Regions from separate parts of the Homo sapiens genome. Here region 2 is linked to region 1. A link is a contact called in ENCODE Hi-C or POLR2A ChIA-PET data. All regions are on one chromosome and are shown on one strand. The core of a region is the stretch at or near the end of the contact, and the rest is flanking DNA. Distances in the headings are between cores, read along the strand shown. Region 1 holds the start of GOLGA8A (golgin A8 family member A). Region 2 has its middle 14 kb from the start of MIR1233-2.

Evidence for each region. Hi-C counts contacts between places; a loop is a spot of excess contacts on that map. ChIA-PET counts read pairs that join two places held with the same protein, here RNA polymerase II (POLR2A). Pooled maps may share reads with other maps.
Region 2: a loop to region 1 is called in a map of PC-3, with 21 times the contacts of the local background. The contact joins the enhancer-like site here to the promoter of GOLGA8A in region 1. A Hi-C loop is called at or near these places in 6 of 168 maps with a recorded cell type or tissue (HCT116, PC-3, aorta and 3 more), 5 of 37 single-sample maps with no recorded cell type and 13 of 50 pooled maps. POLR2A ChIA-PET finds 5 or more read pairs at or near these places in 4 of 52 experiments (CD4-positive, alpha-beta T cell, GM12878, HEK293T and 1 more).

What each region holds. Positions count from the first base shown.
Region 1 is chr15:34,436,325-34,440,031 of GRCh38, forward strand. It overlaps GOLGA8A (golgin A8 family member A), which reads right to left and starts at 1,484. Exons shown (of 25, transcript NM_181077.5): 1 at 1,074-1,484. RefSeq lists silencers at 878-1,087, 1,330-1,399.
Region 2 is chr15:34,512,267-34,515,729 of GRCh38, forward strand. No RefSeq gene overlaps it. Among named protein-coding and RNA genes, the nearest start is that of MIR1233-2, 14 kb to the right of the region's middle. RefSeq lists silencers at 2,086-2,325, 2,756-2,985. Within about 2 kb of position 2,070, at least 15 of the 41 ENCODE cell types and tissues checked have a DNase peak (open chromatin) inside an H3K27ac peak, as active enhancers do; they include heart right ventricle and psoas muscle, where a contact is called at or near this core.

The DNA of each region.
Region 1 (3,707 bases), core at 234-2,733:
GAAGGCTGAAGACGCCAGAGGCAGTTTAGCCCAAAAACAAAGTGCCAGACACAAGATGCCAAGTTTGGGGCGCTTCCTCCACCGCATGCCTGTTTAGGAGCTGACTGCACTCAACCACAGATTTACGTCTGGTGCCTGCCAGGTCGTTATCTGAAGAGATCTGAAAAAGTAAGCCTTTCTTCTGCCAGTAAATACTAAGTTAAGACTAGCAGGCCCCTCTAAGGCTCTGCTCTCCACTGGGGTGCTGCAGGACAGGCCCCTCCGCGGGCGTTCCCCGCACCCTCCCTCCGCGTCGGCCCGGAGAAAAGGAAGTTCGCCCCTAGCCTGGGCTTACCAAGGCCCGCCGCCCGACCCATGGAGCCCTGCTTGGGGACCGGGGGCCTCGATGTTCTCCTTCACCATCTGCGGCCAGATCTCCCTCCAGCAGCCTTGCCAGGCAGTGCCTGGCGTGGAGAAGGGGCCCTGCAGAGGCGCAGGTCCGCACCGTGCCCCCAACCCGGCGCCTGCAGCCCAGGGGCAACAAGGTGTGGGGTTTTTGAGTTTTTCCCTCTGGGCCTTATTATACAGGGAAAGGGAAGGGGCGAAGATCCGGGCTCGAGTTCTCCCAGGGAAGTGAACCCAGAGGCGATCCCAAACTCAGTAGTTGCCGCCCGGCACGGGGACTTGATGCCGGCGCCAAGCCGGGCAGCGGAACGCACCAGCGGCCCGACCAGCCCGGCGAGACGCGAGCGGGCGGCCCCGCCAGACAGCGCCACTTGCCGGCGCCGAGAGTGGCCCCTCGCCGCGGTGAGCCCCTCCCGGGATGCGAAAGCCATCGCCTAGTCCCCGCCGCACCCGCCCGCCCATCGTGGGAGGAGGATGGGCCGGTCCGAGAGGCGTAAGGCCGCCGGGCTGCACCCCTAGATCCCAGCGGCGGCCTCCCCGCAGCCCCGCCGAGTCCGGGGGGCAGCGCTCGGGAGCTCTTGGCCCGCAGCTTACGCGCCGCCCCCCACGCGTCCGGGTCCCCGCGGCGCCGCGGGCGGCCCAAGGCTGCCGCCGCCAGCGAGTCAGGCAGCCGAGGTTCCCCAGCTTACCTGGCCAGGGCGCGGGGCTGCCCCGGTCCGCCGCCGTCCTCGCCGCGCCGCCGTCCTCGCCGCGCCGCCGTCCTCGCCGCGCCGCCGTCCTCGCCGCGCCGCCGTCCTCGCCGCGCCGCCGTCCTCGCCGCGCCGCCGTCCTCGCCGCGCCGCCGTCCTCGCCGCGCCGCCGTCCTCGCCGCGCCGCCGTCCTCGCCGCGCCGCCGTCCTCGCCGCGCCGCCGTCCTCGCCGCGCCGCCGTCCTCGCCGCGCCGCCGTCCTCGCCGCGCCGCCGTCCTCGCCGCGCCGCCGTCCTCGCCGCGCCGCCGTCCTCGCCGCGCCGCTGCCGGGTCTCTCCCGGGGGCTGAGCTCCCGCAGAGCTCGCGCCTAGCCGCACACCTCGACTGCTGATTAGCCCGACAGCTGAATAGCGGCGGGAGCCTACCGCGAGCGGAGTACGGAAAGCCCGCAGGGCCGCGCCACATGGCGCACGCGCACTGAGCTGCATACCTAGGTGACAAACGTGCACGTTTTGCACGTGTATCCCAGAACTTAAAGCATGACAAAATTTTTTTTTAAAAAACCCTGATGCCATTATTAGGAACAATTTGAATAGATCAGTCACAACCTATATGCTGGCTTCTGGTGTCTCAATTTGTCCTGGGAAAACTGTTGTAAAGCAATAGTATGTCAGTCCTTATATACTTATCCATCTCCAATCTGGAAAGACAAGGCTTATATGTTTCCTTTTTAGTCCCCTAATTTCTCTTTATGACACAAATCCAGTTGGCAGTATTAAAGATGGGGCTGATTCTCCTTTACTTATCTGGAATATGCTACCATTCCAGATAAGTAATAGTAAAATGGCCATTTCCTCTTGCTAATCAAATGTCGTTTTTGAACACAAAAGCCACTGGGTTTGGAGTATGAAACATAAACATAAAACATATCATACACTATCTGTGACGTTTTCATAAACTCACATGATCCTTTTATATTTTTCTCTTATATAAAACGAAATACTTTCCATTAAAAATTGAGATATTTAAATGAGAAAATGCTTGCCAATGTTATTAAAATATAAAATTTTATTATTTATTCAAAGAAAATGGTCACTTTTGGTTTGTGCTAAAAAATAACAGTAACAGTAGAAGCCTGCTTTAAAATATTTTAAGTGTGCGATATCATATTACTTCTCATTTACTCTTTGCGTTTCTAGAGAGCCAAGTTTATTTTTTTCTCAATTCAGTTTAAAATCAGAGGGAACAAAATTTGAAACGTGACATAATATCAAGGTTAACATGCTAGCTATGTAATAACTGTAAAATTTGGCCACAAATGCATTTGCTTTGAGAAAAATGATCATGTGAAATTCCTAAATATTTGGGCCATATGGAAGATGATATCAGAAGAATAATATATTCTCTGTATGTCAAAGGAGGAGGATAATAAAAACCGTAGTTATTAGGTTAGTACAAAAACAATTACAGTATTCGCCATTGCCAAAAATTGCAATTGCTTTTGCACCAAGGTAGTAATAAAAGTATGGTTGAGTTTCTGTAGAATTCCGGCAAAGGATGAGCATCCTTAATCTGAAATCCAAAACTCTCCCAAATTCGAAATTTTTTGGGTGCCCATATGATGCCTCAAGTACAAAATTCTACACCTGACCTCATGCAATGTATCATAGCCAAAGCACAGGTACACAACACATAGTTTATTCAGTGCTTTCAAGAGAAAATTAAAATTAACATGAGGCTACATGTAAATAAATTTTGTGTTTAGACTTGGGTCCCATCCCAAGATCTCTCATTATGTATATGCAAATACTCCAAAATTCAAAAAAATTCACAATTTTGGATTTTTCAGGTCCCAAGCATTTTGATTAAGAGATACTCAACCTGTCCCTGTTTGGAAGCAGTTCCCTCTAGATAGATTAAACTGGCCTAACAAAAGGTAGTATCTGTTGCTGGAGTTGAGAAAGAATAAATATTTACATACAAAAGTGAGGGCAAAAGAAGACTACAAAAACATTCTTATTGAAATTAAATAAAATTATGCCCTTTTCTCTGTGTAGCTCTTTGGCCAGTTTGAACAATGAATACCAAGAGCCAATGACTGAATTCTAATTATATATTTGGTGATTATGCTCAGACAGACTTGAAGAGAGAAATTTCATAAGCATCATTTTGGCATTTGATTTTCTAATAACAGAGCATCTCAAAATATTTTTATTCTTCATAATTCCCAGAATTTTTTTTTTTTGGTAAATCTTGCATATGACTCCAACGTGCAAGTTATTTGTAACACTACCAATAACTTTTCTATTCTTTTGGAGGAGAAAATATTCCATATATATATATGTATATATGTACACACACACTACATATATAGTTTATATATTCCGATTCTGCCCTATTAATCTATAAATGTATGCACGAAGAAAATATGTAATTACTGGGACTGTAAACTATATTTATATCAGATAAAATAGATAAATAATTCTATTAGTTTTATTTTTCAAATATATCTGTGTATTAGGCCGTTTCCTTACAGCTGATAAAGACATACCTGAGACTGGACAATTTACAAAAGAAAGAGGTTTAGTTGGACTCACAGTTCCACGTGGCTGGGAAGGCCTCACAATCATGGCGA
Region 2 (3,463 bases), core at 820-3,319, 77 kb after region 1:
ACAGCAGTTGTAATTCTAAGTTCAGACATACAGCAGTTGTAATTCTAAGTTCAGACATACAGCAGTTGTAATTCCTCTGAAGGCTGGTTATGGGACACATCACTTTCATACTTTGCTGTTCAATAAATGTGGGCTGGAGAATAAAGTAAACTGACAGAATTACCATATAAAATAAAATTCTAAGTGCTCTGACAACAAGAGAACCTTAAAATACACACACACACAGACACACACACAGTTTTCCCTGCTAATCATTTTACAACTAAACAACCAAGTAGCTAACGCAGAGCCCACAAAAGCGGAGTAAAAATTCTAACACTTCGTAAAATAAAAATGCACATATACCCCTGTGATCTAAAAAAAATGCTTAAGTATTCAAAGACAGCAATTACAGCTACTGAGAACATCGTTGTGAGCAAACAGAGGCAGAGAAAACAAAGGTGCTGATGAGGATTTGAAGCACCTAACCTGCAGAAACCCACTGGGTGATTTCCTAGGTTCCAGGGTGGCATTATCTTTCAGAACGATCTTCAAGAAGAGGTCACATGACACTGTTACAAAGGATCTGGAGAAAGAGACCCTTGCTTTATCTCTCCGGCTCTCCAGTCATGCTTCACATTTTCGCTTCTTACACTCTTTCACATGAAGTCCATTTACACACCTCCATCAAGCCCTTAGAGACCTTTTTGCACTATCCATGACAAGTTCTGGATGTCATCTCTGCACTTTTGACAAATTCTTAGCAGTTAACTTACAGGGCAGTTAAGATTTTTGTTCAAGCACAATATAGCTAGAATAGGGTCATATACTCAATAAAACAAATATTTACCAAGCACTTATTGAGTGGAAGATAAAAAGCACAAAGCATAATTACAAAATATTCTCCCCTGCCACCATAAAAGAATTTCTTAAAGGCTTACAGAATATAGCATAACGTGACCAAAACAAAAATAGTAAGGACTGAAGAGGGGAGGAAGGGAAAATATCAGCATGAACTCAATATGACCCAGAAGAGCCTTGATGGTCAGACGTGTAAAGACGAGTTGGGTAGGGTTAAAGGGTGGAGGTCAGGGGCACAGGTCAGGGGCACATTCTACAAGGGAAAAACAGCTGATACAGAAGCCTGAAAGGAAAAGCGGGCAGAGCACCTGTACAGGACTCTTACCTGCGGCATCTACCATACAATGCGCCTTTCCAGAACACAGCAGTGCGCAGCCAGCCCCTGGGGAGAGGGATCACTCAAACAGCACCAGAGGCTGCATTCCAACTTTTCTTCCATCAACGACTCCGTTTTCATTGTTAGTTTCTCCTTCAACACAAACTTGAAACCAATTGGCTGAACACGCGGGAGCAAGGAAAACCTGACTGAAGAATGAGGCGTTAAAACTTAAGGGCCTTGGGTCCTGGCGCGGTGGCTCACACCTGGAATCCCAGCACTTTGGGAGGCAGAGGTGGGTCATTTGAGGTCAGGAGTTTGAGACCAGCCTGGCCAACACGGTGAAACCCCGTCTCTACTAAAAACACAAGTTAGCCAGGCGTGGTGGCGGGCGCCTGTAATCACAGCTACTCGGGAGGCTGAGGCAGCAGAATCGCTTTAACCAGTGGACTGTCAAGAGAGATAGGCTGCAATGAGCCGAGATCGCGCCACTGCACTCCAGCCTGGGTGACAGAGTGAGACTCCCTCAAAAGAAAAAAGAATTTTTTTTTTTTTGAGAGAAGTCTCCCTCTTATCCCCCAAGTTTGAGTGCAACGGCTGGATCTCAGCTCACTGCAACCTCCGCCTCCCGGGTTCAAACGATTCTCCTGCCTCTGCCTCCCAAGTAGCCGCGATTAAATCTCCTGCCAACACGCCTGGATAAGTTTTGTATATTTTAGTAGAGACGGAGTTTCACCATGTTGGCCAGGCTGGTCTCTAACTCCTGACCTCAGGTGATCGCCCGCCTCTGCCTCCCAAAGGGATTACAGGCGTGAGCCACTGCGCCCAGCCAAAATACCGAAAATCTTAAAGGTCTTTCCCCTTCCCCGCCTGGGCTCAAAAAACGCCGGAGCCGCCCTGCACCGCCCTGTCGCGGTCTCCGGAGCAGGCTGGCCGACTGAGGGCGACCATGGGTCCCAAGAAGGCTCCGGCAGTCGCGGGCTCCCACCTCGGGGCGCGGCGACGGGGGCCTAGAGGGGCCAACAGCCCCCAAGCTTACGCCACGCGAGGAGTCGGAGAGACGCGCCCTCCCCTCTCCTCCCACCCAAGCCTCCGGCAGTCCCGGGCCGGGGCTGGGCCAGTTGCGGGAGAAAGGGGCGGGGAACTGGGGCCTCTCTGGGGAAGGCTCCCCTTTGTCCTGGGACTCCGGGCGCCCCCTCTCTGCCCTCGCCCTGCCCCGCGAGGCCGCCGCCGGGCGCCTCACAGTCATGTTGCAGTGGAGCGTGAGCGGGGGCTGCGGCTCCTGGTTCTTGTGGAAGATAGTCCCAGAAACTTCCCTTTGGCCTTGAACCCTGACACGGACATCTTCCACTCATCTACGGCGGGAGGGGCGCGGAAGGGGAGCCTGTCCGGAGCCGCTGTCACGGCCGCGACTACCCAGCGGGGCCGCCCAGCCGAGCTTTCGCGACTCTGCCTCTGCCTGCCGCCTGGACCCTTGTGGGAGCGCGGCTGGAAAATGGCAAGGGCACGGAGGCCTTGGCGGGAGCTGTGTGGCGGCCTGGGGGGCTGCTCCCTTTGTAACCGACTCCACCCACAGGAGGCGCGGCTCCTGTCAAGCCGCAGCTTCAAAGGGCAACATAACCACTGCCCCCACTACCGCCTGGGAAAGGGCTGCCCCTACCCTGCCCCCGTCACCCTCACCCCTCACCCCTCAACCAGGCGGGCCCTGCGCGCACCAGTTTCGGCGGGTGCACGAGTCCAGAGCGTGCGCGCGCTCCCGGCTGCCCCCTCCTCCCTTGACCCAGCACCTTTCTGCCCGACCCATCTGGTTCCTTCCTCACACTCGCCGACTGGAAGCTCAGGGCGGCACAGCCACTAACTCTCTCTCTCTCTCTCTCTCTCTCTCTCTCTCTCTCTCTCTCTCTCTCTCTGTGTGTGTGTGTGTGTGTGTGTGTGTGTGTGTGTGTGTGTGTCCCAAGGGAACAGAGCACTGCTGAGTTCAGGCAGATGATAACTCGTTCCTGGACGGTCAGCAAAATACAGTCCCAAGAAGGCTCTGTGCTGATTTGTCTTTTGCGGTGACATCATGTTGCTCATGTTTTATGTTTTTCGGAGTTCATTAGTTTCTTTTTGTTCTCAGTTAATATCCAGCTCAATAGATTGTGTAAGTAGAATACCCCCAAACTGAAAGTCACCTACATAAAATATAGTGAAAAATATGTCACCCACTTAAACTGTAGTTGAAAACATGTACACTTTAGTTTTGCGTAGTCAACACTGGATCCCAGGGCTAGACTGCCTGGGTTCAAGTTCCAACGTAGCCACTTG